Regions from separate parts of the Mus musculus genome. Here region 1 is linked to region 2. The links are chromatin loops, found by intact Hi-C in ENCODE. Cell type or tissue: left cerebral cortex. All regions are shown on one strand. Links, peaks and the distances in the headings refer to the core of each region. The heading gives the core; the rest is flanking DNA.

Region 1 (5,369 bases), core at 187-5,186, 49 kb before region 2:
AAGCTGATGTTCCCTTCTGCAAGTCAGAGCACGTGGGACCTGGGTATAACTCTGCCCTATGGAGTAGGGAGTGGGGGTGAGATGCGGGGCGCAGCGCGGCGATCTGGAGCGTCTGGGCCTGGGGTCCAAGCTTAGCCACGAGCAAGCCACCAAGAAAGCTTGGCTCATCGGGTGGGAGTGCAGGGCCCTGGCCCAGCCTCCTGGCCTGGCCTATTTTTAGCTCTGAGCAGCCTGGCAGAGGCGGCAGTGTGTGAGTGAGCAGTGTGTGTCAGCGTCAGTGAGCGTATGGAAGGGGCTACTATCTGCAGCCTGCCTTCTTTTGCATTCCCTGGATTGTGAAGACCATCCCTCCCCAAGAGCATCCAGCTCCCCAGGACTCCTGCCCCCAGCCACTCACTGTCAAGCTCTCCACCTGAAAGAATCAGACCTCTGGGGATGAGCAGGAGAAAAAGGTTTCCACATTGCTAGAGCCGATTCATAGAATTGGGTGTGGATGAAAAGGGACCCAGCAGGTGTACACTTTGAAACTTCTACTTCTCAGATCCAGGGAGGAGCAGGTACCCAGCTTCTCCTCTCCCTACCTGGGGACCAAGGGGCTGGAGAGGGAGTTTGAGACCTCACACACATGAGATGAGGAGAATGAAGACTGTTTCTATGGACTATGCCTATGCCCAGAAACAGCAGATTGGCTCAGACGACTTTTGAAACAGGAAAGCAGGCCCAGAAGTGGAGACTGTGGGAGCCAGAGGTTCTGAGATCTGCCTCCCAATGGCAGACAGGACCTGACACCTGCTTCTGTTTGGTGTCAAAGGGGTTTGAAGGGGCTGGTGAGATGGCTCAGTGGGTTAGAGCACCCGACTGCTCTTCCGAAGGTCCAGAGTTCAAATCCCAGCAACCACATGGTGGCTCACAACCATCCGTAACAAGATCTGACTCCCTCTTCTGGAGTGTCTGAAGACAGCTACAGTGTACTTACATATAATAAATAAATAAATCTAAAAAAAAAAAAAAAAAGGGGGTTTGAAGGAGGGCTGGCCAGCTGGTTTACAGAGCTGGGGACAAGGGAACACAAGAGGGCACATGACAGTGTTGGGGAGTCAAAGTGAGAGAAAAGCTGGGACTCTGTCTGCTCTTTTCTAGTCTTCAGAAATCTGTCTCCTGGCTCTGAAAGTTTGCCCCGGTTCTTCCTGCTGTTACCAAGTATGTAGGCAAAAGCACCAAACATAGCAGGAGCTCCTACCCCAACTTCCATGGGGTGGAAGTGGGAGGGTGAAGAAAAAGTGGGAAGCTAAGTGTACAGCAGAGTGTGGGGACAGCCCTCCTCCACAACCTTCAGATGTCCTTGAGAGCTAGGTTAGGTAGGGGCAGAAACAGAAAAGAGCCATCTCTCTTGGGATCCAGGGAGTCTCCTCCTGCCTCCTGCCTCCTGCCTCCTGCCTCCTGCCTCCTGCCTCCTGCCTCCTGCCTCCTGCCTCCTGCCTCCTGCCTCAACACCACAATTCTCAAAGACTCAGAGTGCTTCAAATCCCTGTCTGGGGTTGGGGGTTGGGGGAGTCTGTTAAGTAAGGTAAGTAAGAGTCTGTCCAACCTCAGAGCCCTGCTGACCTTTGGTCATGGGCTCCTTGGGTTCCCAATACAGGTACTGCATCAAGTCACTGATACCCCTTCCACAGTCTCAGTCACTTCCACTACTCTCCAGTGGCAACCCCACCCCCACCAAAACAGAAAGAAAGTAAGGGATCAAAGGGATGGTCCCACTCCCACATACACGAAGCATCTTGTACCAGGAGCAGCCAGAGACAATTCACATTCAGTATTCACACACACACACACACACACAGAGGTCTGGCTCTGCTGGGACCTTGAAATGTCACTAAAAGCAGATGCCACTAGTTTTCCCTGAAGCAAGAAGTCACTCTGTTCCATACATGCTGTTTCTTTCTTTGGAAAGAGCCCCCTCTCTGGCTCAAACAGTCCTTCCTACTATTCCCACTTTCTAGGTATCTTGTCACCTCCAGCCACCACTGCCAATGCTGATGATGACAAGAGACAAATATGAACAGATCTAAATCTGATCCGTTGCGTCCTCACTGGACCCTGCTTCCCCAGGACTGCTAGCTTTATCTACCCACAGCCCTGAGAGAACAGCAGGAGCTCTACCCATGTGATGCCTCTCTCTTCCAAACCTTCCCCAGAAAAGGAAAAACTACACATCCTAAGAGTCTATAGGATTCAGCAACAATCAGCTTAATAGATAGCAGGACAGGAAGAAAAGCCAGCAGCAGGAGGGGGGCATTCAGTTGGAACTCATGCCACCGGTCTGCTTTATATGATCATTTCCCCTGGGGCTGGCCAGGATTCTACCTCCTCAAGTCCTGTTCACCATTAGGACCACTTCCCCTATTCCTGGCCAATTAAAAAGCCATTGTGTCCAAGGCTAGTGAAACCTTAGAGTATTGAGGGACCGTGGTGGCCAGGGGAATGGTGCACTCAGCCCTTCCTTCATGGTGGATGAACCTGAGGGAGGCCTTCTGAAGACAGGTATGAGCCCACAAAGGGTTAATGTCTGCTTCAGGGGTGGACTGGAGTCTGAGGGAAAGCCCTCTGATCTCTCATGTTATTTCTGACCATTGATCCAGGATGGACAGAAATCAATGCACAGAGTGGACAGAGTTTCCGAAAGGAGAGCTGGGGAGGACAAGGAGAGGATGAAGAGACAGTACAAGGAAGGGACTGTGTAGTTTCTTGTGTCCCCAAGAGCAGCTCACCCCTGAAGAAGGGAATGGGCCAATGGAACTCCAGAGTAACCAGTAACTTTTGGGGGGATGTGCAGAATCGGACTGGGGGGGGGTATTCCTAGCGAACTTGACCTCTTATTCTTCCTCCCCTAACCCAGATTCGGAGGCGCCGCCCCACCCCTGCCACACTTGTGCTGACCAGTGATCAGTCCTCCCCAGGTAACCCCTTGTAAGAGGGGATGGGTGCTAGAGAGATAGGGCAGACCTCAGTAGTAGAGATTTCCCCGTGCTGACTCAGCAAGATTTATTTTGCTTTTACAAACATGGAAATCTGCTAGGCGGGGAGGGGACAACCTGATTCCTAAGCCCCCAGGCATCAGGATGGTCAATTTAGTGCAGGTTGCTGTGACAACAGCCTTGTAGTTTTCTCCAGCAACTAAGATGTCTGCTATTTCCACTCCAAATGCAGTAGTGACAGCTGTGAGGGGGAGAGATTGTCTCCATCATCTAGCATCAGGTCCCCAGAGGGTGAGGTTAGAAACAGCTCAGGGAGCAGCTAGAATTCTGGTCACCAGACTCCCCACCAGGGTCTGAGGACACAAGGTCTTAGAGAATGTCAGAGGAGCTTGGTAAGTGTAAAAAAGTGACCAGGCTAGTCTGAAATCGGGCCAAAGTCTCCAGCTCTCCCCACCCCAACTTTCATAAATGGTGCACATCTATGGACCCTGACCAGAATGAGTTTGCTATTCTCTCTCAGGGAGCCCTGCTCCTGTGAAGGCTCAGCTCTGGTCTGGGGGTAAAAGAATGACTAGAAGGGAAAAGAGACCTGGATGCTGCAGAGGAGGAAACAAAAACAAAAACAAAAACGCCGAAGGGCCACACATTTGCCTTCACAGTCTTCAGAGCCTGAGGCCAGGATGCAGGCTTAGGCTGGTCAGAGGGTCCACTCTGTTTTGACAAAGCCAAGCCACAGTACAGGGGGATCTGCTGTGTACCTTCTTCTTAAGAACTCGGGTCTTGAGGAAACTTTTGGGTTTCCTGCTCTTATCACTGTTTTTCCCCTACTTCCCCCAGAAATAGATGAAGACCGGATCCCCAACTCACTTCTCAAGGTGAGCTGGCCCCTACCATTCAGCCCAGGCCTCAAAAGCCAAACCCTCATCCTCCAGATCTGGGGTGTAGCTCGGTAAAGAGAGCACCACTTAGCATATACAGACCCAGAGCACCCATGAACCCAAAACAAAAGCCTTGTACCTCACCAGTAGGACCTTTGATGTCCTCTTCTATGCACCCCAAAAAATGCATGCCCCCCTGCCATCATACACTGTCTCCAAGCTCACCCTGTTGGAAACAAGAATTTCCTCTCGCTCCTAAAACCCACCTGCCCTAATCTCTAATCCAAAATCATGCCAAAGCAGAAAAGGGTGGGAAGAGCTGGCACCCATCCAGACTCTGTGTCCTTCACAGTCCACCTTGTCAATGTCTCCACGGCAACGGAAGAAGATGACAAGGACCACACCCACCATGAAAGGTTTGGCATCCCCTTCCCAATTTCTCATCTGGCTGAAAGTGGAGAGTAGATCTAGTAACCCTTTGCAGGGAGTCAATGGGAGGTTACTGGGTCTGCCTTTATTTGAGTGGAGTTATTGCGATGTGAAGAAGGCTCCTGTAGCTTGAGGAAGCTGGTCCCTAGACCAAACCAGAATACCACCTCCTCACTATGACAGAGAAATAGTACATGTAACCTCATCAGCACAGCTCATGCAAGGTACTATATTCCCTGAGTCCAAATTGAGGCTTCTCTCCTGCCTCTAAGGAGAGACCACAGGTCCTAGTGCATTAGGAGTGTCTTCTGCACTGAAAGGCTCTTCCCCTCTGTTTGCCTTTGAAAAGACATTATGCTCCTGCTTTCATCTCTCCTTATTGCCCAGCAAATGTTCCTCCTAATTTAGAGCCCAGTTCTGGGAAATTAAAGCACCCAGCAACATGCACAGACCCAATGGTGGGACTAGTGAATTTAGGAGACCTCTCACAGGAGATTTTAGGCAGTTATATCCAATGTTTCCTCCCTTTCTCTCTGCCTCCAGAGCTCCAGACGATGGTTGAACATCACCTAGGGCAACAGAAGCAAGGGGAAGAACCTGAGGGAGCCACTGAGAGCACAGGGAACCAGGAGTCCTGCCCACCTGGGATCCCAGACACAGGCTCGGCGTCAAGGCCAGATACCCCCGGGACAGCACAAAGTATGTACAATCCTGGGAGGGTAACAGAATGCAGTTCCCCAGCCTTGCAGGAAGACAGCTTTACCCACTGGGGTATAGGGAGGAATCACAGCCTGAGAGGGTGGAATAATAGCTAAAAGCCCAGTCAAGGACATGGGTGTATTCCATACAGCATGATTTGACTCACTTTGTCTAATTGTAGTTACCACCTTAGACCCCAGAGATCCTGCCCTGGCTGGAAAAGGAGGGAAACCCCATCAGACTTAGATCAGTACTTGACCCTGTATGGGAGCCAGGGCTACAGTTCTGCCTTCACCGCTGGCCACTTTACCAGCAGGGCTGGCGTCTATTTTGCTGGAGTTGTTTTGGAGTCTTCCAATGAGTGTGGCTCAACACCTGACACATACAA
Region 2 (5,369 bases), core at 265-5,264:
TAACTCCATTCGCCTGCAGAAGCTGTTCTCTCTCTCTCTCTCTCTCTCTCTCTCTCTCTCTCTCTCTCTCTCTCTCTCTCTCTCTCTCCCTCTCTCTCTCTCTCTCTCTCTCCCTCTCCCCCTCTCTCCCTCTCTCCCTCTCCCCCCTCTCCCTCTCTCTCTCCCCAAGTTCTCTTCCTCTCTCAAACTTTCCCTCTCCTATGCCTCATGGGTTCCTGAAACAGATGTTAGGGGGGACTGGTATTTAAGAACTGAGAGGGAGAAAAGCCTGAGGCAGGGGTACCTCTGAGGTAGGTAGGGTGGGTGGGAAAGGAAGGAACAAATCTTACAAAAAGTACTTCTGACTAAGGAGGGGATATGTTTGCAAGGAACTTGGCATCTGCTTTCCATATTGCTCATTTCAAGTGAAAACCTATACTACTCCAGATCTTACCCATCTCCCCACATAGATGTTTCCCCAAGTGTCTCATGCCTTCCATTTTCCTCTGTACCCCATATGGGTCCCCAGCTCTGTCCTCTCTCCCTCTCCCTCTCCCCCTCCCCCTCTCTCTCCCCCTCCCTCTCCTTCCCCTTCCCCTCCCCCTCCCCTTCCACTCTTCCCCTCCCTCTCCCCCTCTCCCTCCCCCTCTTCCTCTCCTCTCTCCCTCTACCTCTCAAAGTCTGCCCACCCTGTTTCCCCACTTAAGTCCCAACTCTTGCTCTTCAGAGCTTTTTACAAGATACTATAGACAACTTTTGTCTTCACTAAGTCATCTAACTGAATTCCAAGTTGCACCCCACCTTAATGTCTGTGTCAGGGGTGACAAACTCCTTCAGGCACTCAATGGGGCCCATGAGAAAAGGGCAGTGGGCAGAAAAAACCTAGAGAGAAAAAAAAGATGAGCGAATTCAAAAACACAGATCAAAACTGACCAGAAGGGGGTCTCAACTTAAGAAGCCAGGATTCCAATCCCCATCCCCCAGGCCTGGAAGTTCTCTAAATTCAGGTATCTGAAGAACATCTGCCACCACCTCCCCTCCATGCTCACAATGATTCACATAAACCCTATCTGCAGAGAGGCCTAGGGATTTTGCAATAACCTTCCCCCACTCACCTCCTGAAGTCCCTCTTGGGCCATGGCCCTAAAACTGAGAATCACCCCAATGATGGTCATTCGTTTCAGCACATTTTCAGCTCCTGAAGAGGAAGTGTGTTGTGAGAAAAGAGAACAAGGGAGAATGTTGATGAGTTTTGCTTTTCCAGGCCCAGCCTAATTAATCCCCAGCTCCTCAAAGCCCCCAACATTCACAGTATCTCCCTCATAGTTCCTTTAGAAAGGTGTTTGTTTACCTGTCAGCTGGGGCAGCAGAGATGCCATTAATTCTGGCTTGCTGAAGTTGGATCTGATCTGGACCAGAATATCCATGTTTTCCACCACAAGCTTCTGCAGTTGAAGAAAACAGAGGCATACAGCAGGGAGATAAATCAGCAACACTCTATCTTCCAGCTCCCACGGTGCCAAGGCAAGACCTTTTCCCAGGCCCCTGCCATACTACCTACCTTCAGCTCCACAATCTGAGAGGTCACATGCCACATCAGGTTTTCACTCAGGAACTTCATGCCATAGGGACCAAGAATTTCAGCCAAGGCTCGCATCTCTGGAATAGAATTTCAAAGGGGACACAGGTCCTTGGATTTTTAAAATGTTGTCTAGGAAGGAAAGAACATGGGCAACCAGGGAGGGGGGGAATTTCCAGTCCTACATATAGGTGGCAGGTCTGGCTGCCTATGGGACAATTTCCCCACTCCTCACTGGTACCTATAGCATGACTCAACTCACATGATGATAGCTATTTTCTTCTTTTTTAAAAAATCAAAATTGATGTGTCTGTGTGCCCGAATGTATGTGCACCATGAGCATGAAATTCCCATATAGGCCAGAAGAGGACATCAGATCTCATGAAGCCAGAGTTAAAGACTGTGTGGTTATTGGAGCTTAAACTCCAGTCCTCCAGAGGAGTAGCTGGTACTCTTAACTGCTGAGCCATCTTTCCAGGCCCCCATTTGCTTCTTATATGAATCTGTACTTCCCGGTCCCTTTTTCTGGGTTTTGCTATTGTTATCCTAGCTAAACTTGCTTTATTGGATGTGAAGCCTCAAAGAAGTCACTAAACCTCTCAGAGCCACTTTGTTCCTCTGTAATATGAAAAGAAATCATGAATTCTTCGGAGGTGATGGGAGCATAAGAAACTGTATTGATAAACACTGTAGGAAACTTAGTGCAGATGAAAAGGGGGTATCTTACATGATTGTTACCAGAAGCCCTATGCGGTTTGAGGCAGAGGCACCTCACCATGGCTTTACAGGTGATGAGATTAGGTGCCTGACCAAGGTAAATTAATCACATCAGAGGGATGTTCAGAAACCCAGTGCAAAGCCCTCCCCTCCATCCCTGCAGAGACAATGCATATGCATCTGAGGTCTCGTTTCTCAGACCTCTGGTATTTAATATCTCACTGGCCCAGTTTCCCCCTGAGCTGCCTTTTCTTTTTCATAATCAGCACACATTCCCCAGAGTCTCAGTTCTTTTTGCTTTAAATTATTTATTCTTCCAAATCTAGACTTGCCCCTAAGGCTTTATCAGTCCCACCAGCTTGCTTTTGCCCTTTCTGAGTTAAATCAAATTTGCCTGGGGGAATCCCAGGTTGGAAATCCTAGTGGCAAGCTCATATGGAAGAGACTCTGGCTGTGATCTTTGGCTATGGGCCATTCCAGCATAAGAGACCAGAAGTAACAGGAGAGCAGAGTAAGAAAGACACGTTCAACATCTTTAATCGGAATTCAGAAAGGAAGGGAAACTGGGGTTCCTGGCTGCAGTCTTTGGAGGAAGGTCCAGTTAATGCCATTCACCTCCATCAACTACAGAAGAACCAACTGCCTTGGTCACTGCAGTTAATGTGATGCCTGCTCCAAAGTAAATACCAGACATTTATAGAGTCACCAATTTACAGCCACAGTACTAAGCTGAGAATTGTAAAAGGATTTTACAATCAACTAGCTACCTCAGAAAGCTAACACTGCTGCCTGAGGGGGAAAGGGTCAAAATTGCCATCTCTGAAACTAATGAAGAGGCAGCAGGCTGGTCTACTGGGTGGATCTGCAAAACCCTCTACTCCAGCCATCACTACCCCCAGTTAGTAACCCTATGGCATCCTTTTCTTCTTATCTATCTATTTTTGAAGTAACATTGCCCCATCACCATGGCAACCCAGACAAATTGGGGTGGGGGTGGCAGAAGGGTGAATGTGCACTGCCTCCCGCTGCTTGTCAGTTGTCAGCAAGACCTAAAGCAGGTTTTAGAGGCTGCCTACAGCTTGTGGGTAGAGCTGATGAAAGGGGGCATCTAAAACCTGCAGCAGGCAAAGTATAGTCTGTTTACGGATAGAATGCAGGGGATAGTAAGGAGGCAGAGATGGAAAACAAAGATATGTACTTTGGCTTCCTTGCCTTCCCCAGAAAAGTAGAATGAAGAAGTCTGAGTCGTGAGATACCTCTGCCTATCCTAGGTCCCATGCACAATCCATCATTTACATGGAGGTGAGAGAAAAGGGGAAGAAATAGGATCCTTCACTAATTCTCAGTTGGTACCACAAGTCTTAAGGAGGAATTACAGGGTTTCAAATCCTCTTTTAAAAAGGAATAGCTTTTCAACTCACCATATCTCCCTTTTCTGTGTTAGTAACCCTATATGTGTGTGTGTGTGTGTGTGTGTGTGTGTGTGTGTGTGCACGCCCCCACACACATACACATTTGACTGTCTGAGTTGAAGTCCCACCATTTATGGATGTTCGACCTCAGCACCTCCCAACTTCTCAGTGCCTTGGTATGTTCATCTGGAAAATGGGAATAGCAAGAGGAGTTCCCTTGAGGCTTTTGTGTGGCTTGAATTCTAGGTGTAAGTACTTAAAACTTGGTCTTTCACCATCTCATCAAGAAATCATCAAGGAAGAAGACTCCAGGATATCAGATCACCACTTAATATGCCTCCCATAAGAATGTCCTCCTCAAACTTTAAATCGGTCACCACCCTATAAGAATACATCCCTTCAGTGACTAGTGAGCCTGCCTAATTCCTAAACCTCTATCCTTTTTTCACTTCACCTTCATCCCCCAAGCCTTGCTTTAGACTCTCTTTTTATGTGTCCTAAAAGTTGAGCAGAGTCCAGCAGAGATACCAGGAGAAACACCAAATGGGCTTCTTGGAAAGCAGGAGGATTTAGGCCAAGGTACTGTTGAAGAACAAAGTTCAATTCTGTGGCAAGGAGACCAGGGCCCTGGACTCACCAGAGATGTCCGAGAACTCCTCAGCACTGAAGTTCTGCTCTCCATCTCGGGGAAGGCTGATGAAGGCCTGCATGGCTGGGGAGAGGACAATGGCTCCACTGCTCGCCTGTCTAAGGAGACTTTCTAGGTACCTGTGGAGCAGGAGGAGAGGTTGGGTCAGGGAAGCACGAGTTAACATCCAGTCATTTCTGCCACCACCATGGTAGAGTCAGGGAGACAACCTGCTAGGGACTAGAGTGAAGAAGAAAGACTGAAAGAAGACAATACTGCAATCTATTTAACACCCTAACGCCTTTGGCTCAGAAGCAGAGATGTGATTCCACGTGGCCTCCAATCCATAGGAATGCCACCATGCCTTCAATTCAGTGTCATGCATTGCCAGCCTTCAGCCTTGCTCGCTTTCAACAACTGAATTTCCCTTGCTCTTACCCTCTCTGCCAGGTAAGACAGGCTCACACTGGCATTTTTAAAAGTATTAGCTGGGTGCCTCTGAAATACACCTAAGCTATATCCTCCCATAAGAAGGCTAGACCCAGGATCCCAGAATATGGTCTCAAATCTAACCTCTGGCTAAGAGCACACATCACCCAGTCTTCAAATCTTCTCTCCTAACCTCTGGAGAAGTCAGAGGAGCTGACTCCAGCAGTGTCTGCAGACAAAGGCCTACCAACTGCAGCACTCACCAGGATACCAGCTCTGAGTTTGCATTTTACAGCATGATGGCTAACCACCAGTGAGCCAAGCTCAGCTTCCAATCAGTGTTTTCCCCACTAATTACAATTAGTTGTCAAATTGAACATTTACATTAAAAAAATAATTTAGTGCAGCAGTATTCAGTGGGTACTAGAAGGTAGCTATCTCTGTGAGAGAGGCAATCCTACTATAAATGCTCAAAGCCCTAGACTAGCTGGTAAAGTACATCCACCTAGCCAGACTAGCCCCTTCCCAGTATTCTGCTAAACTGATAGTAGATTTAAAGCGCCACCCAGTGGCTTGGGGAGGGAGAAATCTACCTCTTGGCTCATTAAAAAGTTCAAAGAAAATG

Evidence for each region. A loop is a pair of places that touch in the nucleus more often than their neighbours do. Peaks named below come from ENCODE experiments on the same cell type or tissue, not always from the same donor. Only the 100,000 strongest peaks of a DNase experiment are listed, where the experiment ranks them.
Region 1: it touches region 2 in a loop (5-fold over the local background); 8 of 42 quality-filtered maps call a loop at or near these places.

The regions. Positions count from the first base shown.
Region 1 is chr15:103,531,938-103,537,306 of GRCm38, reverse strand. Ppp1r1a (protein phosphatase 1, regulatory inhibitor subunit 1A) reads left to right here. Exons shown (of 7, transcript NM_021391.3): 2 at 2,897-2,957; 3 at 3,813-3,850; 4 at 4,206-4,269; 5 at 4,826-4,981. Among named protein-coding and RNA genes, the nearest start is that of Ppp1r1a, 3.4 kb to the left of the region's middle. In left cerebral cortex, for the core only: no CTCF peak of the experiment used is centred there; DNase peaks (open chromatin) are centred at 1,253, 2,075 and 3,195; H3K4me3 peaks cover 650 bases; H3K27ac peaks cover 2,129 bases.
Region 2 is chr15:103,482,601-103,487,969 of GRCm38, reverse strand. Nckap1l (NCK associated protein 1 like) reads right to left here. Exons shown (of 31, transcript NM_153505.4): 22 at 4,325-4,455; 23 at 1,541-1,638; 24 at 1,331-1,424; 25 at 1,095-1,177; 26 at 781-861. Among named protein-coding and RNA genes, the nearest start is that of Pde1b, 18 kb to the left of the region's middle. In left cerebral cortex, for the core only: no CTCF peak of the experiment used is centred there; no DNase peak of the experiment used is centred there.